2 separate regions of the Homo sapiens genome follow, and region 2 is linked to region 1. A link is an interaction called in ENCODE POLR2A ChIA-PET data of the cell type or tissue named here. Cell type or tissue: A673. All regions are shown on one strand. Each heading gives the region's core, and the rest is flanking DNA. Links, peaks and the distances in the headings are about the cores only.

Region 1 (12,686 bases), core at 3,018-11,017:
TTAAGAGAGATGAGGTCTCGCTGTGTTGCCCATGCTGGTCTTGGACTCAGGGCTCAAGCGATCCTCCCACCTTGGCCTCCCAAGCATTAGGATTTCAGGCATGAGCCACCATGCCCAGACTTTTTTTTTTTTTTTTTTTTTTTTTTTTTGAGCTCTGTTGCCCAGGCTGGAGTGTAGTGGAGCGATTTCAGCTCACTGCAAGCTCCGCCTCCTGGGTTCACACCCTTCTCCTGCCTCAGCCTCCCGAGTAGCTGGGACTACAGGCACCCGCCACCACGCCTGGCTAATTTTTTGAATTTTAGTCGAGACAGGGTTTCACCATGTTAACCAGGATGGTCTCAATCTCCTGACCTCACGATCTGCCCGCCTCGGACTCCCAAAGTGCTGGGATTACAGGCGTGAGCCACCACACATGGACTTTTTGTGCTTTCTTGAAGCACAACAGTTTATTTTAGTGCAGTCCTACTTACCATTTTTTCTTACATTGCTTGGTCTTTTGGTATCTTACATAAGAAACCATTGTCTAATCCAAGTTCATAAAGATTTATGATATTTTCTTCTAGGAATTTTACAGTTTTAGCTCTCACATTTAGGACTATGATCTATTTTGAGTTAATTTTTTAACATGGTATGAAATAAAGGTCTAAATTCATTCTTTTGCATGTGGAATGCTGCTGTCTCCATACTATTTGTTGAAAACGGCATTCTTTCCCAATTGAACTGTATTGGTTGGCCATTAAGGGTTTATTTTTGGATTCTCAATTCTTTCCATTGATCTATATTTCTATCTCTATGTGAGTACTTAACTATCTTGATTACAGTAGATTTGTACTAAGTTTGAAACTGGAAAGTATGAGTCCTCCAACTTTGTTCTTCACGTCCAGGATCGTTTTGGGTATTCTGGGTCCCTTGCACTTCCATATGAATTTGAGGATCAGTCTGAATACTATAATTAAGAAATGTTTTTATCTTTCTTGCTTTTAGAGGACAAGACACAGGCTGAGCTACTTGTATTTACTTGTATTTACTCATAGCACAGTGATTTGCTCGTAAGACAATAAATTATGAAATGAATAAACAAGTAAACAAAAACCCAAAGCTTACAAAATTATTCAAATCTGGACTATACAGAGAAAATAGGTCCCACACAAACCACAAGAAAAACTCTGACTTGCCACCATTCATATGCTCTGCATTGCACTTCCTCAATCTTATAAGAACTGCATAAAATTTAAAGAGCAGAAGTTGCACCTTACTTACATATGCATAGAAACCCCAGAGCAATCTAAAATCCAAGTACCTTATGCAAAGGTCCTAATAAATATACACATACCTATTGAGAGAGGCCAGGCCGCAACTCCCAAAGAAGTTAAAAAGATTTGTCCTTTGCTTGGGTGGAGAAAAATTCACCGTGACCTTCCTACTTAGAAGTGTGCAAAGTCTATAAAGCAAAGTGTTGCTCAGTGTTTTTCTAAACTTGCCTCATCAGAAGAAGCCCCTGGAACTTGATTCAAAAGGTCTGGGGAAAGGCCTGAGAATCTGCAGGTTTAACAAGAGCTCCAGGTGGTTCCCATCAGGCAAGCAAGGGAAACAGGATGCTTTGTTACTAACCTTAGTTACACCCTCCCGTGGTTTGCTCTGTACCACTCAGCATCACCTGTTAGCTGTCAGAAAACGGATGGAAGCACTTAGCAAGCCTCTAATTCTTTGCGCATTTTCTAAAAATAGTACCACCACACCACCTAATTTAGTTCATGTTAAATTAACATTTAAATTAAAAGGCTTTATAAAGTGATATCAAAGGTGTTTTGCCATCCACACAGGAAACTAAAGCCTCTTGCTGAAAGTAAATTTTCTACCTTTTGGAGTTAGTCATAACGTAAGTCTCACACAGCTTACTCTCAACTCTTGTTCTCCTATTTGTTGTCAGTTTCTCCTTATAGTAGGGTAAGCATTAAACAGCTTTTCAAAAAAAAAGTTAACTCTTTCTGTAATAAAAACGATAAACACATGACAAAACAAACAAAACAATAACCCATACTCCCATGACATATTTACTTCCATTTTCCTATTTTTTAAAAAATTATCTAAACATTTAACTTTCTTTTAAACAGCCTCACCTGAATATTGTTTTCTCATTCTCCCCTCTCCCCACAAGGGGAAAACATGGCCGATTTCACACACACACACGCACACGCACGCACGCACACACACGCACACGCGCGCACACACACACACACCCAGCCCTTACCTACCAACTTTGTAGCTAGTAAGAGGGATTCCTCAGAGTGACCAAACCTTGCCTCCCTCTGAACATTTTAAGATTTCCATTACATTTTTTTTCCCTTAGTACAGTAAAATATACAGAAAAAATAAAAATGGTCCATATAGAAATTGGGTTGGTGGTTGCCTGGGGCTGAGGGTGGGGAGATGAACTGGGAGAAGGCACAAAGGAGCTTTTTGGGGTGACAGAAAAATTCTGTATCTCATTTGTGGAAGTGATAGTTATGTGAGTGTATACACTTGTCAAATCATACTAAAATGGGTTCATTTTACTATATATCAGTTATGTCTTGAAAAAGGTGATTTTAAAAAAGGCTTATAATCTTAATTTTTCAAAACACTGCAGAAAAGTACGAAATGAAAACCCTAAGTCCCTGTTACCTCCATTCCCTCTCCCTGCAAAATAATCACCAACATTAGTGTTCCATAGAAACGTCTAGAAAAAAAAAATTGTACGCCTAAACTAGCTCTACAATATTTGTATCTTTGCTACTCCCTGAATATTAAAAAACCCACCTGGGAATCACAGAGCCTAGAAGAATCCCAATTACCTGTGGTTTCTTGGCTCCAGTCCCACTCATCACCCCCAGGCCCAAAAGGGCCAAGCACTTTGAGTGGAAATCCCTGTTGTCAGATGTGGGGCACCAGGTTGTAGCTGAGCTTGGCTCACAGGGCCTTAGGAGACAGGACACACCGTCCTCACCGTGGGGAATGAAAACACGGCAGACAGCATGCAAAAAGCATCAGAATAGGTCGTTTGGCCTCGCTTTATATGGTTGTTTGGCCTCGCTCCCGGGCTGTTCCCAGCTGGACAGCGTGTGGTCCGGCAGGAATTCATTAGGCACACCTGTGCGTGTCTAATTAGCTTCCAAAGGCTCTCAGGCAGGAACACCTGTTGGGGCTGCAGATGTGCACTGGGAACAAGGTGCCAAGGGTCTTTTAGAAACACAACTAGTGTTGGTGGAAGCACAAAATTCAAAAAGCAGGATTTGGTGTGCTACCTTAAGGACTTAAGTACTTTGTCCCAGGTGATGCTATCAAGAAGCCATGTTTTCATGGACAGAAGCAGTGGTTCTCAAATGCCTAATGTCCCTGGAGGTTTTCGCTCAGTGGCTCTGGGATGGGCTGGGAAATGGGTATTTTGAAATGGCTCCTTAGGTGATTCTGATGGAAGGCCAGGTATGGGAATCCCTGGATTAGGCTGTCTTCTGATTTAAGACCAAACGACTCAAATCCTATTCCCAGAGCCACTCGTATCACCTCCAGTCTATTCTCCATGCAGCAACCAAATCTACTCATATCACACCTCAGCGTTCAACGGCCTCCCAGGGCCCCGGGTTGAAGGTCCAGGCATTTCCAATGGCCCCTGCATTCCTGCCTTCTCCGCTGTGCCCCTTTACTCGCTGTCTCGCAGGTAAACTGGCCTTTCCCTTCCTCAAACTCGCTGAGCACCTTTCCCAGCCATTGTTTCTGCCTGTTCTACGTCCCCCTGCTAAAGCACTTACTTCTCTTCCTTTTCCCTTTCAAATAAACAAATGTTCCCTCCTAATCCTAGAAGCCAGGCAGGAAGGCATGTCCTTGAATAATGTGGAAAATGATACCCCAGAGAATGGAGGGAGGAGAGCACTAAAATTTACTGAATTCCATGCCTGTGTTCAGGGCTCCTGGGTGTTTTCATACATTGCATCTCATTTTGGCCTCACTACCATCTTGTGGCACAGATCTCCAAATAGGAACATAGGAGGCTCAGGAAAGTGACATGGCTTGCCCAAGGGTCCACAGCTACCAAGTGGCAAAGCCAGGAATCTGAATTTTGTTCTTTCTGGCTCTAAAGCCTGAGGAATAAAGCTGAAAAGCAAAGAGGTAGAAAGGAAGAAAGAGGCTAGAGGAATTAAAAAAAAAACAAAACTCCCGAACAAAAACTCAACACCTAGAGGGCTTAACACCTATCAGGTGGATTCAATTATCTTTAGTCAATTATGCCCAGTTGGCCACAAAATAAATAGATCAAGAATAGAAAGGTTCCTCTTTCTTTCTGGGCCACCCACCCCTGGTGGTGTTTTCACCTAAGCTGAGTAAAATTAGCTTCAGACCCAGGCCTCGATGGGAGGCTAAGATCCAATGCCCAGCAACAAACAGCCATTCTGAGAAAGCACAGTTGCAGCCACAACTGGAACTTGCTGCTTTAACTTCACACTAGCTTCCAGCAGGCCTGGCAATATTTCTAAAGCTTGGAGTTCGCATAAATAAAAACTAACTCCAAACTCCAGATCGATCTTGGATGCTGAAAAGAGTCTTAATCAAGTTCAATGCCAAAATGGAGAGTGTAGCAATTGCAAAACCCTAAGCACACCAGAATGGTCTTTGTTTCAGCTAAGAGCTTCAGCTCCCACCACTGACCCAACTCTCGCTATTAAGCTAGAGTCACCAAGGGGGCAGAAAAACTAAGCTGGACATGAGCCAGTGTTATCCTTAGAAAAACACTGCAGAATGGAGCAAATCTTCCCAACCACTCCCTCTCTACTCATTGCTTTCAGAGCTTTATGAGAGTCTTTATAAATTCCTTTTTAGGAGAGTGGATAAGTTTCCATTTTAATTAAAAGTGAAAGATGAAACCGATATTTACAAGGGTCTCTTATGTGCCCAGAACTGTGCTAATGCTTAGTACGTGTGACTTAATCCATCCATGAATTCCAAGAGCTTATTATATTATCCCCATTTTACAGATATAAAACATGAGGTTCAGAGAAGATACGTAACGTGCCCAAGGTCAAACAGGGACAAGTGCTAAGAGCTGCCCCAACTGGTTTTGTAAAATGAGATACTGAATGTGAAATTAACAGACAAAGCTGGGGTTCTAATCAGATCTGTATGATCACAAAACCTTCAGGCTGCCTTCCTAAACACGCACCTCCTAAACAGGACAGCCTCATCCAGTGGGTAAAACTCATGGGGCAAAGTGACATCCTTCAACCTGTAAGGTTAGGCCCAACTCCTCCTGGGACAAGAGATGCAATCTGAGATGCTTCTGAACGCTGACATTATAATTTATCCTCCAGGGAAACAGCAATCTTGACTCTTCTTCTGGGACCTCACAGAGGAAGCCCAGACATTGTTAGACCTATACCCGGATCCTTCCTTGTATTCAGAGGCCTCCCCACTGGAACCAGACTCTACTACATCCAAATGGCTTGGGATACATCCATCACCTTAGATTACCCCAAACGCAAATGGAACTCAACACTGGGTGATCTTGTGCCAGTTACTTAACTTCCCTGAACTTCATAGTGCTTGGCACTTGGCAGAGTCAGATTACCTGTTGAGGGGATGGCTGGAGGGAGGGAAATAAGATGAACAGGTCACAAACGATAGCACTTGATATAGTGAAACATGAGGCCTGCCCATTTTTTCTGCTATATCCATCATCATCAACCAGAGAGGTTTAGAACCAGAGGGGTAAAGGAGGCTCCTTTCCTGGGCTGCATCTCAGGAAATATGCTCTTATTGCTTATCTGCTAAGATTTCCCTCCTCAGCAGTCCATCTGTCCATGTCCCTAGGAGCACACTGAGATAAGTATTTCTGAACACAGTAAAGAGATTTTTTCAAAATCTAAAGGCTTGAGGATTTGGGGGACACAGCCTGTGCAGAAAGGCCAAATATCCCGAGATATGGCTAGAGATCCCAGCTCCACCTCAGCATGTGACTCAATTAGAGTTTTCCCAGGCCAGGTCCCTCCCAGGGTCCTGCCCTAGTTTTGGCTTTGTATTACTTTTCTGAAGCTAAAAGAATTCATGAAGCTGAGAAAACCCTGGGGTTGGCAATTCCAAGCTCAGAAGAATGGCATATACACATTCAGGGTCTTTTTTTATCAGTACTTTAGAACCAAGAGTTCATTCACCTAAAGACAAAAGATGTGAACTGCTTGGTCCACAAGTGGGATAAAGCAGGAATGCCCCATCAATTACCTTGGTGTTTGGACAACTGTTGTAGCGTCACCTTGATTCCTTTTTTTTTTTTTTTGAGACAGGGACTCCCTCTCTTACCCAGGCTGGAATGCAGTAGTGTGATACTGGCTCACTGCAGCCTCAAACTCCCACAGGTGCGTGCCACCACACCTGGCTAATTTTTTGTAGAGACGGGGTCTCCCTATGTTACTCAGGCTGGTCTTGAACCCCTGGGCTCAAGCAATTCTCCCACCTCAGCCTCCCAAAGTGCTGGGATTACAGGGGTGAGCCACTGTGCCTAGCCTTGTCACCTCATTATCATCCTTTGAGGAGGTACAGCCAAAGAATTAGCAGGCCAACAGGCTGTTAATTTCTGTCACATCCAGGATCTCTTGCCAGCCGGCAAACCAACTTCCTGGAGATATCAAGAGTGGCCTGTACATTTTATAAATCCTGAACTGTGCCTCCTACCAAAGAACCAGAAAAAGGATCTGGCCTTGCAGAGCTCAGCCACCAGCCGGGAGGGAAAAAGCAGTGTTTCTTTCCTTCTTCTTCTTCTTCTTTTTTTTTTTTTTTTTTTTTTTAAGTAAAAGAACACTGTTGATGGGAAGAAGGAACAACACTACTATAAGATTTATAATGAAAAAGTTCCCTCTACAAAAGACAACAGATTCCAAAGAGTATATACTATATGATTTCATTTACAGAAGTTCAAAATCAGACAAACATCTCCCATGGTGCTGATAATCAAGAGGTGCTTACCTCTCTATAGGAAGGATGCAATAATAATCCGAAGAGGCATGAGGGGGGCATTGAAGGTGCTTGATAGTTACTTTGTTCTGATCTGTGTGCTGGGTATAAGACTGTTCGTTTTGTGATCATTCATCACATTACCACTTAATGATGTGTGTGATAATCTCTATTCCACACATCAACAAAATGATTTTTTTTAATCATTCTTTTTATAGACAGAAATTAGCTTATACTTACTGCTGCCTGCTTGCAGAATCTAATCCACGTACATTGGGCCAGAGACTTAAAAAAAAAAAAAAAAACCCAAAACAAACCCATAAGCTCACCTGAAATGGTTTATGGTTTTCAAATTCAATAAGAGGTTTCTTCAGGCAGAATTTCACTGAATTTCAGGGCCTAATCAGGCCTTTTTTTGGCACTTGGCCAGTCTTTGGATGGGCCAAATTCTGCCTGTGGACCCAGAGACAGAACAACTAAGTAATCCTCAGGCCTCCTAGGTCTGACACAGAGGAGAGCAGAGACCCAGAGAGCACAGGAAAAGTTAAGGAACTTTCTCCAAATTACACAATGAGTTGCTGGTGGGGGGCCTTGTGATTCTCAGTCCAAGGACTATCACTTTTCTACTACATCTCTTCCACAGGGGCCAATTAATAAAACTTCTCCTCTTGGGAACTGAGAAAAATGAGCCCAGTAAACTTCACTGGTCTTCTTTGCATACAAAGTACACAAAGGAGTTTACCAAGTTCCTCTCCAACAGGAAATCATTTGTCTCTAGGAGCCAGGAAGAGGAGGAGGGAAGTGCTGAGTTTGCAACAGGGCATTGCAACACAGCCCAGTGTTTTTGTGGAAACGTGGAAACGATGGTCCCCTAATCAAAACATGGTTGCATAAATGGACTCACTCCACTTAGGGGGAAAAAAGTTGTTTAAAGCCTATACATGGGGACCACACAACCCTGATTAATTTTTAAAGTTCTTTCTCCACTTTCTTTCTTAGAAAGTAGCTAAAAATAAAGGCTTGAAACTTGAAACAATGTAAGCAAGTAAACACACACACACACACACACACACACACACACACACACACACAGCTTTTCCCATATATGGCTGCGTTATTCTTCAGTCTTTGAAAAGGGCAAATGAAGAGATGGCCAACAACCAAAATAATCCTTCAGACATTTGAAAACGAGGAGAAAGAACTAGAAGAGTTGGTGAATGACAAATAATTCTGAGGCTCAATGGGGATAAATAACACCGAGAGGGATTAGTTGCCATAGTACTTTAAAAACATGGGCACATGCATTTTGACACTGGGCCCCTTCTATAAAGAGACTGTTTTGCCCTCTGGCCTCAGCACTGAGAAAACTACAACTGCAGTAATTTAACATAAAGGACTTAAAGAAGGAAACCAGTGCAGGGGCATGACTGAAAATTTAATTAAGGCCCTTCTCAATATAAAGTCTGTAAAGGAGATGAGGGCACATCTCAAGGTCAGAAGAAGGCGGGAGACTTGGGAAAGATTCAAATGAGATACGACAGCATAAATAGCAGAGGTAGGCTCTGGAGATCAGCTTCCTTATGATAGATGGTTATTACCGCGTCTTTTGGGTCCTACGTGAAATGTCTCTGTAGAAAAGATTAACACATGCATGTCAAAAAAAAATGCCACCTTGTGTGTGGGGGACAGAGGGGGGCACATTTTCATAGTGTTTTGTGGTTTTCAAGGCCGTGTCAGATGTAATCCTGGACACAAAGTAAAGCACCTGCTTTTCTTGATTTGGAAACTGAGACTCTGGGAGGCTAAGTGAACTCTACAAGTTCTATTTTTTTTTTTTTTTTTTTTGAGATGGAGTCTCACTCTGTCGCCCAGGCCACAGTGCAATGGCGCGATCTTAGCTCACTGCAACCCTCCACCTCCCGGGTTCAAGCGATTCTCCTGCCTCAGCCTCCTGAGTAGCTGGGATTACAGGTGCACACTATCACGCTCAGCTAATTTTTGTATTTTTAGTAGAGACGGGGTTTCACCATGTTGGTCAGGCTGGTCTCAAACTCCTCTCCTCGTGATCCACCCGCCTCGGCCTCCCAAAGTGCTGGAATTACAGGCATGAGTCACCGCGCCCGGCCCACAAGTTCTATTATGGGTGGTTTTGTGCAAGGGGGCTGGGGTACCAACAGGAAGCAAAATCTCCCAACATGCAGGCCACGGATCTTTCAACTCACAAGACCTTTGAAAGAACATTTGTCAGACTGCCAAGTTTAGGTATGGATTGTGGCTCATCCACTAAGTCTCTGTGACCATGAAGAAGTCGTTTCCCCTCTTCTGATTCTCATCCTAAACTGAATATGACAGTGCCGCCCTAGCTGGCAGAAGGTGGGTGGCGAGGAGGAAGAGAGAGACAAGCATGAGCTGAGTCACTCTGCTCTCTGCACTCGTCTGAGTCTGTCCTTGCAAATCACCAGATAGGACTGGTGGGCACCATCACGATTTCACTGATGGGAACAGCAGTCACATTACAGGAGAGGATACATACATGGAATCTAAAAAAAAATGATTTCCAAATAAGACTGGAAAACCTCTTCAATCTCCCAAAAATATAGTAATGAAAATGACTGAAGAGGCAACATGAATTCTAAAAGATCATCCCACTGCCTTTTTCTTTTTACTCCCTAAGGGATGGAACTTCCTCATGATGCTTTGGATTCTTTTTCTGAAAAGACACCCCACTTTTTGGTGACCCTGCATGCTTCTAATGTTTTTCTCATGCCTGCCTATAAAGGTTTTCTATTTGGGTTCAGAGTCAATAATAATAACAAGCAACAGTAAAGAAACAGCAGGCATTGTTTGTTGAGGGCCTATGATATACACTGTTGCTGAGCCCTTTCTAGCAACCATCCATAATCCATACAACTACCAGGTGATGTCAGCATTACCTTCTCTATGTTACAGATAAGAAAACTAAGCCTCAGAGAAGTTTAGTGACTTGGCCAAAGAAGGCCATCTTTATAACGGCAGGGCTGGGATTTAAACCATTGTATGACTGATTCCAAAGCCTGTTTTTTCTGTTCCTATTGCATTATGAGGCCTCTAGTCAGTTTACAAAACGCATCAAAGACTCTGGGCAATGCTTCTCGTTCGTGATTTCCTCCCATCACTATCCCGCAGAATGGAATACCTTCCAGGTGGTCAGAAAGCTCTCCCATTGAAATCCCAGCTGCAGGGTAAGTAGGGTGGATATGAAGTGGGCTGGGCAGATGGAATGGCAAAGAGACCCCACATGCTTTCCCCCTGTACCAAAAGAATTGTGATTTCACTTCCACATCACTAACCTGGTGAGGCACAAGCCCAAGAGAGGTTGGAGGCTCATTCATCCGATCGTCACTGCTGCTGGCAATGGCATAGCCCCTGAGGACAGGAAACAATCAGAGCTGCTCATTTAATCCAAGTTTAACACATGGGAGGATGATCTAGCAGAAATCTACATAAGATTCATAAGGATAACTAAAATGCCCCTTGCTGGGCAGTGTAAGTTAGCAAAAAACTAATTTCCCTGGGACAAAGGGCAAGAAGAGTAATTTAAACATGCATGGTTTGGAGTCAGAAAGACCTGAGCTTGTGACCATAGGCAAGTTGCTTAACTTTTCTGTGCTTCAGATCCATCATCTATAAAGTAGGAATGAGGGAGCTCTGATTAATAAATGAGGAATCTACTACATCAACTGCCGAGTGCAATGTTCGGCATATCAGAGGCCAATAAACATTAACTCACTTACTATGAAATAGTCTTGTCAAACATCACAGCACATTTCTGTACTGAAAATTTGAAGTGGAAAATTTTCTAACCTTAACTTCTTGAGCTGATATAAATGCTAATGAAATGGAAGAAATAAAAGTGAAGAATGAATTGGGCAGAACTAATACACTACTCTCTGAACAATGGAGTGATACTTGTGGCACCAAAAAGATGTGACACAGGACCTGGTGTTTAAACTATGACCAGGGCAAATGTGGCAGACAGAGGCTCAGTGTCAAGGAAGCATAAAGTCAGCTCTCAAAGATTTTATCCCAAATACTTCCTGTCAGAGAGTGGCAATAAACTTAAATGACAGATAGCTAAGGTGGATGACAAAGAGGAAGACAAAAAAGCCCCGCTTTTCATTTATCTCAGAGTACCCATACTAGTTACATATACAACCACAATTTTCAACTGCTGAGGAAAGCTTTGAGTCACACAAGAAATAGAATATTCATGTTAATTTGCATATTGACTTTCTGAGAACTGGAAAAATAAATCTTTCAAAAATTCGATTTTCTGCTGCCTGTATTGCAAACAGCATAACAAAGTCATTAAACATAGTCTGGAGCCACACTGGTTGAGCTAAACCCTGGCTTTTCCATTTACTATGTAAATTTGGCCACTTACTTATCCTCACTATGCCTTGATTTCCCCATCAAAACTGCGACTAATAATAATAGTTCTTTCCTAATATGTTTGCTATGAAGATTAAAGGAGGCCGGGTGCAATGGCTCACGCCTGTAATCCCAACACTTTGGGAGGATAAGGTGGGTGAATCACTTCTGATCACTGAGGTCAGAGGTTCAAGACTAGCCTGACCAACATGGCAAAACCCCATCTCTACTAAAAATACAAAAATCAGCCGGGCATGGTGGCGTATGCCTGTAATTCCAGCTACTTGGGAGGCTGAGGCAGGAGAATCACTTGAACCTAGAAGGCAGAGGTTGCAGTGAGCCAAAATCGTGCCATTACACTCCAGCCTGGGCAACAAGAGCGAAATTCCGTCTCGTTAAAAAAAAAAAAAAAGATTGAAGGAGGCAAAATTTCTAAGGTGCTTAGAACAGTGCCTAGCACAAAGTAAGCCCTATATAAGCGTTGGAAAAATAAAATAAACCATAGTGACTTTGTCCGGAAAGATGCAGAAATGTGGCCACAAAGGAAACATGCCAAGTTATCTCAGCCCAAAGAACCAGACCTGCTTTTTCTAGTCTTGTTTTTTTGAGGGTGAAATAGTGAAATTCTCTGTAAAGTCAGACTGAGAAAAGGCCATGGGAGACACTGATGAACAACTGCCTACAAAAGCTTTGTTTAAATACTCATCTCCTACTAGCAAACTCACCCTTCTGGATGCTGCAAAACAGATACCATCAATTCCACGGCCAGGGCTCCTGCAATCACGGCCAGTCCTGGACGACTCACAGTGCACTGCTGGTCCAAGGTCCGGTCTCTGGTTGACTGCAAAGAAACAATCATTGGTGTGTGCAGAACGTTCTACTCCATTCAACTCTAGCTGTCTCAAGTATGAAATCCTCTGTGACAAAGCTTTAAATTATAACCAGATGCTCATTGTTGGCAAAGAACATCCAGCCTCAAGTACATCATTTCTTGAGATTATCAAGATAAACAAAATATACAATTTAGGTAACTAAATGAGGTGATATGCTAAAAAGGATCAGTAGCCTAAACAGATTGGGGGATATTAACCAAAAATGAGGGCTTAGCTGCCTCATATAATGGAACTGCATCATGTGTTCCTTTAAGTGACTCAATTCAGTTCTACTGTGCTTGGTAGTTAAGTGACAGAGACACAGAAAGGAACAATGATTTGAAAAGTGCAAATGATTCTGCCCTGCCATTTTAACTGAGCTAACACCTCAAAGTGACCGTGAGATGGGAGCAACAATTTACTATT
Region 2 (12,686 bases), core at 2,546-10,545, 220 kb before region 1:
GGGATCAAAGCCATGGTCACTAGCCTTGTGCTCCATCCAGCTGTGTTTGCCACAGACCCACTGAGCAACCCATAATGAACGAGGAAGGGCCCAGTGAAAGAAAACGCAGCCTCCCCTCGCTGATGGGGGGCCTTTGAAACACGGTCCTGGTGTGAGATGGGCCCCTTGTTGTCTTTGCTTCTATGACGCTTCCTTTGAAGTGTTTGCTGGAGCCCGATGTCCCGATTCTGGTGTGCCCTTGAGTGTGTATTCCAGGCTTGGGCTCTCCGGTTCCTGTTGCAGCTCCTCTTCCTCCTCTTCCCTCCCTCTTCCTTTGCTTGCATTGTCCTTTCATCCTTCATTGTTCATCTGGTGTTTTGTTTTGTTTTGTTTTTTCCTGGCCCTGTCACTTCACTTTTCTCACCATAGGGGTGAATAGAAAAAGAGGGAAAAACAAACTCAAAACCACGAATTCATTCAGCTTAACAAAAGGTTGGAGGAAGCCTTTGAAATCAGGTGCTGGGCATATAATAGGAACTCAGTAAGAAGAAGAAATTGATGATTGGCTAAAATGGGATTGGGGGTTTTCCCTGGATTTTCTTTATCTTTTGCAGAAGAGTTGATTATATATATGAGACCTCAAATGTTCTGCAGTATCTGTAGTTTTTGGTATCTGGATGTAAAATCTTTGGCAACATGATCATACCCTCTTTGGCAGCTGTTGCTTCTATGTCTTTAGAGCCTTTAGTTTGGATGTATATGGACCAGTTACCAAGAGACTATTTCACAAATTCCATGAGAGTGAAGGAAGCAATTCCTCATTTCAGGTTAAAAGTGAACCCAGAGGAAATGGAAAAGCTGAGGTTATTTTAGTCCCTTGACCCTGCTAGCAGCTGGGACGTCGTAAACAGTAATGTGTATTTATAGGCAAAACAAGTTATTGTGTTCATGTCTACACAAGCTTTAGAGAGAGGTGAACTTTTCATCATGGAGAATGATGATAGGTCCTGATTCTCAGCATCCAGAGAATTGGGAGGGCTTTTTTCCAGGGCTTGTTAGTAACAGCAACTCGTGAGCCCTTGTGCGCTGGCACTGTGCTGCGTGCTTCATGGGCACGATCGTTTTATCCTCACAGTTCTATGAGGTGGAGACTATCGTTATCCCTCCTTTACAGATGGTAACACTGAGAGTTCTGTAACTTGTTCAGGGTCACACACTCTGGTAAGTACCAGAGCCAGGATTCAAAACTCAGGCTGTGTGATCCTAGAGCCAGTGCTGTCAGCCACCATGGGATATTTATGCTAATAGCACACATATCCAACTGCGATGAATCATTCGATACTGGACCCTAATGCCTGATAGTTTGGGACGATGCAGCCTAAGCACTCTCAAACCACACACTACTGAGGATATTTGGGAGGTGGGGACTGTTCATTTTAGCACACACAAAGGAGGATGGAGGGAAGTAAAGGGGTGGAGGCCCCGGGACGTTAGTAGTTCGGCACACTCCAGGTCCCCACAGCCTCACCAGGGTTCCCTCAGGGATTGTGGAAGGGGGAGTGCTGTCCAGCTGCCCCCAAGAGGCCTGAAATGAGTCTTTGTACAGGTGAGAATCCCACAGGAACAAACAAGGGTTTTCTTTACGCTTGGGAAGCTGCTTTTTAGATTGTTTTAATTCTTGTTTAAAATCTGTGGCCCAATTTTAAGTTAGTGGCCCAAGCCAATAGTAACCTTAGCCTAAAAGATTCAAACTGGAGCATTTTATAATTTACTTTAAGTATTTGAAGACATGTGTTTTTTTTCCCTCTAGATTTCATAAATCAAAGCCTATGGAATGGAATCCTTCAAACTATCTGCTCTTTCTTTCTGCCACGCCTCCTTGGCATAGTCTAAACTTGGTAGGGTCAGTGCTGAAATTCTATATTCTTTACTTTCATACTGTATCTTACAAGTATTCCCAAAGGCATTCTGGGGATTTAAGAGGATATTTTATGGTCATAAATGTAGTTGTCCTAAATTACTAATGTGGAAACTGCAATATTGTTGTTACATCGGGATTTTTAGTTTCTTTAGCATCCCCCCACTTTGCCCCATGTATGTCAGTTGTGTGTGTTTCCATTCCCATTAGGGAGGATCGTCACCGAGGAACTGATTCTCTGTGAGGTTTGCTTCAGGGTTGTAACCTGCCTTCCTGAGGTGGAAGCAGAGCTGCTCTTCTCTGAGGGCCACTCTTGGATCTGCAGATTCCCTGGAAGTGTTTTGCTAATGGAGTGTGGTACCTTTAAGTAAAGGTCACAGGCCTGACCTGTGTTGTGTGGGTTTCTTGTTTGTCAGGCTAGAGGCATTTTCTCATTTTCACAGTTGAGCTGAAAACAAAGGCCTCCTTATCCGAGCAGGGAGCTGTGCTCTTAAGAGCTGACATCAGCCTTCTCCCAGCAGGCCTCGCTTCTGCCTTAAGAGTCTTCGCAGAGAGCTGGGAAGGCAGTTCCCCATCTTGCTGCTGGCATTTTTTCTGGCCAAACGACGACACAGAATGAAGAAATGCCAAGGGGGGACAGGAGTCAGAGAAGCAGAACAAAGGCTGTTCCAGGCTGCACTGGGGACTTAGGCTTTAGCCTCTGTGGTTCTGATCTGTGCCATGAAGTTTATAAAAGTGGGACGAAAACCTTGAAAGGACTTTTTTCTCAAAGAGGAACGCCTATTAGAGGACGTTTGGGGTATGTGACAGAATGTGCATTGGTCTGTGCAGAGTCACCTTTTAACATGATGCAAGTGTATTCAAAATGTAAGGAAACAAAACAACCCAGGATTCTGCTGTTTTCCTGATCCTCTGAGTGTGCTTTTTGGAATGCTGTCTTCGCGAAGATGCTTCTGCTCTGGGCACATATGTAGCAGCTCTTTTTATCCGTAGCTAGAGGATTAACCTCGACATTGCCTGTGACCTTCATAGACCTCTTACTGTGACACAAAACCAGTTTGTCCTGAATGTATATGAAGTGCTGTCCCAAATCTACATTAATAGATTTGATTGAAGACTGGGAAGAGAAATGCTAACAAATTTGGCTAGGTGTGGCTATTGATGGTTCTTTTATTTTCCTCTAATTTCTTGCTGATAAAGCAATTATTTGCTTGTGTCACATGGCAGCTGGAACATAGCAAGGTGGTTTACAAGCTCCACATTCTGTATCTGGTGTAGTTTTTAGTTAAATGGCAGGTCTTGCTCTCTCTCCATTTTGCTGTTTCTATGGGTTAAAACACACACACACACACACACACACACACACACACACACACACACACACTCTTCATTTTGAAATTTCTTCACAGATTGTCTCCAAAACATAATTAGAGGGCTTAATGTTGCAGTAATGTTCTGGGTCTGGCAGTAGCTAGAAACTGTGCCAGACAAGGGATCTGAGTTCTGGATCCGAGCCTTCCAGCCCCAGCAGAGGCAACACATACTGCAGAATAGAAGGAAGCAACTGTTGCTACTGCCCTCTCCTCCAACTTCTTATACTACCTCTTGCCTTTCTTCTTGAAGAGACCTAAGAATAATGCAGCTAATGAATCTACATAGAAACAAGCTCCAGAAACTGGGTCAAGGCCAAGTAGAAAGGACAAACCAACTCCTATTACGTCAGGTCAATGTAGAAGCACATCTGAGAACTGAAATCTTGCTGCATCCCTAAATTTCCATGTCATTGAACCCAACTAGGGATGGTTATGAGTTTTCTAGCTTGTTAGGAGTCATTTCCTCAGCTGCATCTGACAACTGGAGTGACACCCCTCGCCACTGCTCAGACTGTCTCAAAACACTCTTCTCTCAAGATGCTCTAAGGGAAACGGAAGTGTTCCCTGGTCAAAGTTCGGTGGTCCCAAACTCAGTCTCCCAGGTCTGCTCCTGCATGTTAGCACCTTTCAGGCTTTGAGAAGTCTTATGCGCAGAAACACTGTTTAGCCGAGTTTCTCAAATGGAATTGGCCATTGAATCTGTTATGGACTGAGTGGTGTCCCCTCAAAATTCTCGTGTGGAAGCCTCAACCCCCGATGTGATGCTCTTTAGAGATGAAGCCTTTGGGAGGTGATGAGGGTTTCATGAGGTCATGAGGGCAGGCTCTGGTCTGTTAGGATTAGTGCCCTTATAAGAAGAAACAGCGATCTTGCTTGCTTTCTCCCCACCACATAAGGACACAGCAAGAAGGCGGCTGTCTCTAGGCCGGGAAAAGCGCCCTCACCAGTCACCAACCATGCTGGCGTCCGAATCTCAGACTGCCAGCCTTCAGGACTGTGAGAAAACAAACGTCTGTTTAAGTCACGAAGTCCACAGTATTTTGTTATGGCAGCTCAAGCTAAGACAGAATCCTTCATCCCCTTTTCATAAGACCTATTTTTAATATTCCTTGGAGCATACTTGCCCCATAAATATTGCCTAACAAAAGGAGCATTTTATTTGGTTCCAAAATTCTCTTATCACAAACCTTCAGACTTGCAAGGCTCTGGTGCTGTAAAGTTTAAGTATGAACATGAAATGGTGTTTAATTCCGTGACTTGGGGCTGCTGGGTGCCATCTTTAATGCTTGGGGCTTTCAGAGAAATTCACTGAGGCCAGAGAAATTGAGGAAACTTGAGGTTCTGTCCTCCTTTGACCCTGTGCCTGCTTATCTTCCATCCCTACCTCTCCCCGCCTCCATAGCTATTTCTAGAGAGATCACCTGTTCTTTTATATCCACTCCCTAGTCCAGTGCTGTTATCCATACCAACAATTCTGTTGAATCCTCTCCCTGCATTCAGGAGTGACCTACTGGTTGCCAGGTTCAGGAAAGAGTGCAGTCCCTTGTCTTATTTGATTTCCTCTTCCCTGAAGGGCTCTCCTCCCCTGCTTCCTGTGGCCCTTTTCTGGCTTTCTGTGGTCCCCTCCCACCTCTGTGGCCACTCCTCAGGATCTTCCAGAGACTCGTTGTTATTGGTATTCTCCAGGGCTCTGGCATTCTGCCTGCACAGACCCTTATAACCAAGTCACACATGAACCCGTGGCTGGACTTGCCACAATAGGTTGAGTCCCACATCTTTACCTCTAGCCTAGACCAAGCCTTCACACCCCATAGATCCACCCTCTCACTGGGTGTTGTATGTGTGCCCTAAATTCAGCACCGCCTCACTGGAATTGCCATCAGCTGCTCCATTGTTCTTCCAGCACTTCACCAAGTCTACTCCTTGCCTTCTGTCCCCCTATTCATGACTGATACAACTCTCTTTCCATTTGTCTGGGACGTTGCCTCCTCCTTCCTCCTGTCATTGCCTGTGGATCAGCCTGCTAACTTCCCAGTAGGCCCTGGCTGGGGCTGTAGTTTAGCCCCCTGTTTGCACGGCAGTGCCCTCCTGGCTGGTCTTACTGGTGCTCGAGTGTCAGAAGGTGGTTTCTGAAGTATTCATCTCTGCTTGGAATCCTTCCACGGCTCCCAGTCCACCACAGGGTGACACTGCCAAGGCCCATCTCCATGGGCGTCTGCCTGTAGGACCCCCTGGGCTGCAGCCCAACTGGGGGCCTGCACACTCACTTCATCCTCCAGTGTGGTTCTGAAAGCCACCTCCTCTGGCAAGTGGCACTTCCTCCTGCTTCAAGGTGAATACTACTTTGTGTAAAACGATGACACTCTGCTACAGTTGGGTGTCCAGCTGTCTGTCCCCTTCCCTGGTCTACAAGTTCCACCAGACCAGGGGCTGAATTTGCTCAGGTCTGTAGCACTATACCCTCCCAGTGCCTGACACCAACCAGGTGCTGAGTAAATGTGTGAATGAAAAAGGAGCCACGAGGAGAGCTCTGTGGAAACACTCTTCCCTTTGGGACAGATGTTAAGAATCACTTTTAAGCCCACATAAACCCTGAGTGGCACCACTTAGTATACTTCCATTTTCTCCCTTAGAGCCTTGATGTTTACTTCCACATGTGCCAGAACAGAGCGCCACCGCTCTCCTTTCCCTGCTAAGCTCTTGAAAACAGAAAACGAAAACGCACACATGCGCGAGGTTCAGTCGGTAGCACCAGCCCTGCCCGTGATGCTTCTTTCACGGCACGTGATCTCATCCCGGTGTTGACTCTCAGTAAGAAGCCCCCCAGGTTTCTTGTGTGGATGAAATGATTTTTTTCACTCCTCTGTATTTCTTGCTTATGCATCTGGCTCCAGTCCAAGTGTGAACATAAAGTGAGGTATATGAAAGTGAGGAATTCAGTGCATTTGGGTTGAGTCTCACAGGGCAGAGAGATGACCAGACATTTCTTTTGGGTGGAAATTGACCCAAAGTGCAGATTTGCTCATACTCTGCTAGAAAAGCAAACACATCTCGGCCCAAGTATGTACCAGTTCTGGTATTTTTCAAATTTTTCCAAAAAGTCCTCAAAGCCAAAGTGTTTTTCGGCTGTTTTCTAGTAGATTGTTGTTGCGTTTATTTTATTTTTGTGTGACAGATTTGTGCTTGTATCACTAATAGCTGTCATCCTCTGTGTGTTGGTTTTGAATGACACCACATCATTTTGTCTTAGGCCGTTGGCTTTTGAGCAAGTTACGTCCAGTGATAGAAACACAGACACTCCATGTCACCTAGAAGCTGACTGTCTACCATGGCTACGCTTGGTAGGGGAGGCATTGCTGAAAGGCGCCTGAGCCATGCAGCTCCTTCATCGGCAGGGATTCCTCTAGAACCTCATTGGAGGACTTTGCTGAGTTTATCACTGGATTGTGGCTCTGGCCCCCTTTGGACTGTGAAATAAGACACAGTTCCTTTAGGATGACCATCAAGGACTTTGTGATCTGCTCCCAAACTCCCTCTCCCAGTATTATTACTCAGAAGATGGCCTCCTTGGCCTTGCCTTGAAAGTCTCTTTGGCCACTAGCCATGGTTTAATTTCAAAATAATTTATTTAAATCCCTGCTATTATTTCTCGACTTTCGGCAAGCTACACAGAGTTTGTTGTCTGTGTGAGAAGCAGGTCTCGTGCAATTCAGGGCAAGCAGTTTGGATTCTCCAACTTCCCTTGTGACTTTCATTTTGAGGCTAATATTTGAAACTAACATATTTGTTGCCAGTGGCATCTTTTCATGCATGTCAGGCCTCTCTCCATCACGCAGGCTCCTCCTGGTATCCCTGTGCCAACTCTTGGGGAAGATTATTTGAGGGCTCCCGACAAAGCGATTGTCATATACAGCCGTCCCTGGATATCCTTGGGAGATTGGTTCCAAGACCCTCGAGGATACAGAAATCTAAGGATGCTCAAGTCCCTCGTGTAAAATGGCATAATATTTGCAGATAACCTATGGAAATCCTCTCGTATACTTAAGTCACCTCTAGCTTACTTATACCTAATACAATGTAAATGCTGTGGAAATGGTTGTTATACTGTATTGTTTAGGGAATTATTATTCCTAAGCAAGAAAAAAGTCTGTACCATCAGAGGCCTGACTCCATTTTCCATCCATGATCGGTTGAATCTGTGGATGCAGAACTTGAGGATATGGAGGGCAGTGTATACCATATTACCTGTGCTTTAAATCACATCATTCTACATATTCCAGCCAAATTTGGTGATAATCTCCTCTTTCTATCCTTCCTGCACCGTTTCCTCACCATAGATACTTTTTATTTTGGAGAAAGTTCAGACCTACAGAAATGCTGAAGGACTAGCACAGTGAACACTCACATACCCTTCCCTGCATTCATCGGTTGTTAACATTTGCCCGTATTTGCTTTATCTTTCTTTCATATGTGTGCAGACAATGATATGATCTCACATCATCTTTTCATATTCAGTAATGCCCTTTATACTTTAAGATTTTTTAAAAAATTCTTTTACATTCTTTTTAATTCAAGATTCAGTAATGAATCACACTACACTTAGTCATTGTATTTTCTAGCAATCTTTAATCTAGGAGTTGTCCCACTTTGCAGGGGGAAGGGTTGGGGGCTTTCATGGGAAGAGGGGACCCAGAGACTGCTCTGGAGTGTCAGCTCCTCAGGGCCTCTCTTTGAAACACCCAGGGACCAACGGCAGGGGGTCGCCTGTCCATCAGCACTGGGAGGGGTGACGTTGTATATGATAAAGGAGGGATTTAGGATATGTGTGGTTCCTCTGTGGTGGGAAGTGTGCATTCAGAAAGAGGACAAGGGAAGCAAGAGAGCTGTTGGAGGAGGCAGAAGATTTGGAATGCAAGATGGCGAGATACATGGAATAAATTAAACACCTCATGCCTGCTCTAAGATAAATCACCTTTTCATAATATTTGATTTCCTGCCCCAAAGGCTCATCTCTGTCTAGCCAACAATTCCAGCAGTTTTACTTTTTTAAAAAATCCAGTATCTTATTCATGGCAGAGGTGGAACATTCCCCTGTCCCTTTTTCTCCTTAAACCTACAAATCTGAAACAAGACCATAATAGATTTCTCTCTTGGGAGATCCCTCAATTTTTTACTTATAAATAATTCATTCAAGGCTCCATTGAAGTCTCTCTCCCTCTCTCTCTCTCTTTTTTTTTTTTTTAAGATGGAATCTCAATCTGCCACCCAGGCTGGAGTGCAGTGGCGCAATCTCGGTGCACTGCAACCTCTGCCTCCTAGGTTCAAGCAGTTCTGCCTCAGCCTCCTAAGTAGCTGGGACTACAGGCATGCGCCACCACATGAGGCTAATTTTTGTATTTTTAATAGAGACTGGGTTTCACCATGTTGGCCAGGGTGGTGTCGAACTCCTGACCTCAAGTGATCTGCCCGCCTCGGCCTCCCAAAGTGCTAGGATAACAGGCATGAGCCACTGTGTCCAGCCCAGTGAAGTCTCTTGACTGTGAAAACTGGTAGCATTTAAGTGTGTGTTGGGGCATGTTCTAGTTTTTAGCAGCATATTTGATGTATAATAAAAAGTGTTCTTGGGATTTTGACTTGATGTTAATAACTCCTTAATGGAGCAGTGATTGGAGGATGATATGTACATAGGACCTAGGAAGGTCACCAAGTTGTGACACTTGGAGCCGGTGGTGGTGGTGGTGGTGGTGGTGGATCCCTGGGTGCTGGGAGAGGGCAGAAGGCAGGCTCTGGTGAGATGCTGCACATGGACCCACCATGGGCGCCTTCCGCCTCCTGAAGCCCAGATCCCTGGGGCCACCTCATTTTTTTTTTTTTTCTCTTTTCAAGGATTGGTTGGTCAGCATTTTTTCATTTCCAAGAAATATCACAGTATCTTTCCAGTAAGTTGCCCCTTTTTCCTTAAACTAGGTTTGTTTTATGTTGCTTGTAACCAAAAGAACTTTTTAACAAATACAGATATTTGGGTTGTTTACATTGTTTTACTGTCATTTGCAGAACTTCGAATATCTCCATCCTTCCTCCCATCTCATATATTCCCACTTTTATAGAAGTGGAATTTCTGGGTCAGAGGTCTTCCATGTCTGTTTTCGCTGGTGTGTTCTGCCAGCTTCACTCTATATGGTTTACTGATCTGTTCCCACCAGCAGCTGTATGCATCTGTCTCTCTCTCGGCATCTTCCCACAGGTGACTGCTACCATTTATTCATTTATATAATATTTGCAAGTTTCTCGGGGAGAAACATTGTTATTGTGTGTTTTTTTGTTTGTTTGTTTGTTTTCTGCTACTAGAGAACTTGAATGATGTTTTCATATCCTTATTGGCCGTTTGCATTTCTTCTTCTGTGACCATGATGTTGTTTATACCTTGTCTTTTTTGTAAATTAGAGTATTCATCTTCTTTCTCTTGATATGTTACGACTCTTCATATTAAGGATGCTCTGTCAAATGCGTTGGGGAAAATAAGTAATGTTATTTGCTTTTCAGCATTATTTACTGTATTTTTGAAATATAGATTTTTAAAATTTGGATGTGGCCAAATCATTAAATCTTTTATTTAATGGAAAAGCCTCGTAAAATGTTCTGGAAGGGACTGAAATGTATTGTGTAACACCTGGCCTGGGTGTGTCTTGATGGTAGAATGATTGTATGTGTTTAATACACATGTCTGCCGTGGAGCGGAGGGAAGCTTATTGTTTGTGTGTCATCACTTCGTCAGTCCATCCCCCCAAACCTCTCCTGAGGGCCTCCTGGGTTGGGTGCGTTGGGGAGATATGAGTATGCTTGGGGGAGTCAGCCCTGGGTAGAGAGGAACTTAACTAGGCCAGAGAAGGTTTCTGCCATGGTGATGGGCAGGAATGTGCCCATCCTTGGCGGAGCTGAGGGGGCTATGGCCACTGTCTCCCAGAGGCAGGCCTGGAATGGGAGCATCGTCATCGTGACGAGAGTGGGATTGCAGCCCACTCCTTCCCGGGTTGTCTTCTTTTTTTGTCCTCTTTTTCTCACCTGGTCCCCTCCAGGATATTTTTCACTGTCACATTGAGCTTTTAGAGTATTTGATAGTCTCTTGTTGAGTACCATTAGTAAGCTCTGAAATCAGAAAAGTTTAAATTCTGCTTTTATTTAACCATTTTACCAGATGTTTCCTGTGGCTTGACAGATGTACCATTTACTAGAAAGTTACACTCCTGAGATTTGGAATGTTATGGACACTGTTGCTATAGACAGTGATTCTGTCAGGGCAGGATTTGGAAGACAATTTTCACATCATTTTGGGGTTGAAGATGTGTTTTTCACCAGAACAGAAATGCTATTTTCATAATCTGCTTTTATCTTGTCTTTTATAATTAGAACCTCTGGTTTATAAAATACTATATCTGGTTGATCAGAGTTTACTCTGATAAATACCGTGGTGCTTCAATTGGTGTTACTTTCTGAAAGCAGCTGGGCTTGGGTATATCAGGGTCTTGTTTGCAAAACTGACCTGGGTGTAAAAGAACTCAGGTAGTGGGCAGGTGGAAATTTAAATTGGGCTGAAAATCTTCTGCTTCACTTCTCCGGGCTACTTGATGCTGGCGTATGGCTAAGACATCTGCAGACTTAGCAACTTCTTGCACCCACCTGTAAGTTCACCAAGACAAACCTAGGATGGCTGTGGCACCTTTGCTTCTCCAGTGCCTGGAGTCACCATCTGTGGCAGCCTGAGTCCTAAGAGAAAAGCCTCTCACCTAGGGTTCTGCTGGTGGAAGGGAGGCAGAAGGAAGTTGCTTCCTACAGTGCAGGAGTGAGACTGTAGTTGCGGCTGCAGCAGAGAATAGGGGATTTCTGGCATTCCTTCTCTGAGGGGCCGGCTGCAGCCCTGCTGTGGAGTTGCATGCATCGTGCCTTCGGAGCGTCTCCACTTCTGCAGCAACCTTCCTCTCCTGTGTTTTCTTTAGCCTTATTTTGAAGTTTTATAAAAGCCTTATGTTATGGAAGATGGAGAAACAAAGAAAGAGGAAATCGCGTGCTGTAATTCTGACAGCAAATCTATTTTCTCACCAAATGGAACTGTAATGATGCGTGTAGCGTTTTGGCAAGGCACCCTCTATAAATAAACCCTCCCAGGAGTTCCTGACCTACCCCAGGACCCATAGGAAACTTTTATTGCAGTGCAGGGGGCAAGCAGGCCCCTTACCTCGCAACCCTCCTTTCAGGGAGGACTTTTATTCTGACAAGCGCCCGCCCATCCAGTTTTGTGCCTGAGACTGCTTGCCAAGTTTGTGAGGCCCAAGGCTTTCTTGTGGGAGGACGCTGGGCTGTCTTCATGCTCTTTGGCAATGATTAAAGTGAGGTTAGTACCAAGAACCCTTTCATTTTATTCCCTTATCCTTGCTTTTTCAAACCAGATGGCAACCCTGTATTTTCAGCTGTAATTAATTTAAACTGCGAGACAGCAAGTGCTGGGAGAGGTAGAGTAGTCTTTGCTTAGAAGGGACAGCAGTGATTTTCCTTCTCGTCCCTCCCTTCTCCCCAAACGCCACCTTGTCCCAATCAGATTTGTGCCATGCACAGTTTCTCCTAAGCGGGGACTGGAATGGGAGAGAGGGCTGCTGAGAGCAGCTGCAGCATGGCTGCCTGCAGTAGCTGGAAGGGTTAAGGCACACTAGTGATTGTTTCCTTCATGGATTGGAAGTAACCAAGTTTCAGGTGATGGCTGTCATGTGACCGCCTCTAGACAATGGTGCATAGTTTGGCTGCTGATTCGGGGAGTACAAGGTGCTTTTTCTTCCCACTCAGTCCAGCTGCCAAGATCGCCTCCAAAAGGGGGTATGTTTTAGGTTTAACATTTATTCTTAAAGAAAATTACAAGGGAAATAAAAGCACTTGGCTGCAGTTGGAGTCTGGAGGGTTTGACCTCAGCTATTTGACCACTTCTCTCCATGGAAATTGTACTTGAGTCCCTGCTAAGTTGCCTTAGAGTGCAGGACCAATTAGAGATTGAGAGATCTTTCACATTTAATAGAAAATGAATGCTTTTGTTTCATCTCTCAGTAACTTGTACGGTCATTCCACAGAGCAGCCTCTCCTCCCACCCTTTTGTCCCCTCCTTGTTCCGAATGAAGCTGGGTTGAAAATGGAGAGTGGAGTAAGTGACTGCTTGAGGGCCGGGTGTCTAGGTATGCTCACCTGCCTGCACAGATGAGGACCCTCCGGGTTTTAGTTTCATCATTCGAGAAATGCACTTTCTGGCCATTAAAGAGAAGTTGCATGGCTGGGCACGGTGGCTCACGTCTGTAATCTCAGAACTTCAGGAGGCCGAGGCAGGCAGATCACCTGAGGTCAGGAGTTTGAGGCCAGCCTGATCAACATGGTGAAAC

What was found. ChIA-PET counts read pairs that join two places held together with the same protein. Peaks named below come from ENCODE experiments on the same cell type or tissue, not always from the same donor. Only the 100,000 strongest peaks of a DNase experiment are listed, where the experiment ranks them.
Region 2: POLR2A ChIA-PET joins it to region 1 with 7 read pairs; 2 of 35 experiments call an interaction of 5 or more read pairs at or near these places.

Annotation. Positions count from the first base shown.
Region 1 is chr3:11,362,356-11,375,041 of GRCh38, reverse strand. It overlaps ATG7 (autophagy related 7), which reads right to left. Exons shown (of 21, transcript NM_001349232.2): 17 at 12,114-12,229; 18 at 10,308-10,383. Among named protein-coding and RNA genes, the nearest start is that of ATG7, 96 kb to the right of the region's middle. RefSeq lists an enhancer at 9,562-10,761. In A673, for the core only: no CTCF peak of the experiment used is centred there; DNase peaks (open chromatin) are centred at 7,681, 8,331 and 9,261; H3K27ac peaks cover 4,712 bases.
Region 2 is chr3:11,581,259-11,593,944 of GRCh38, reverse strand. The region is part of intron 2 of VGLL4 (vestigial like family member 4); the gene reads left to right. Among named protein-coding and RNA genes, the nearest start is that of VGLL4, 56 kb to the left of the region's middle. RefSeq lists enhancers at 1-196, 197-728, 9,688-10,526. In A673, for the core only: no CTCF peak of the experiment used is centred there; no DNase peak of the experiment used is centred there; H3K27ac peaks cover 3,953 bases.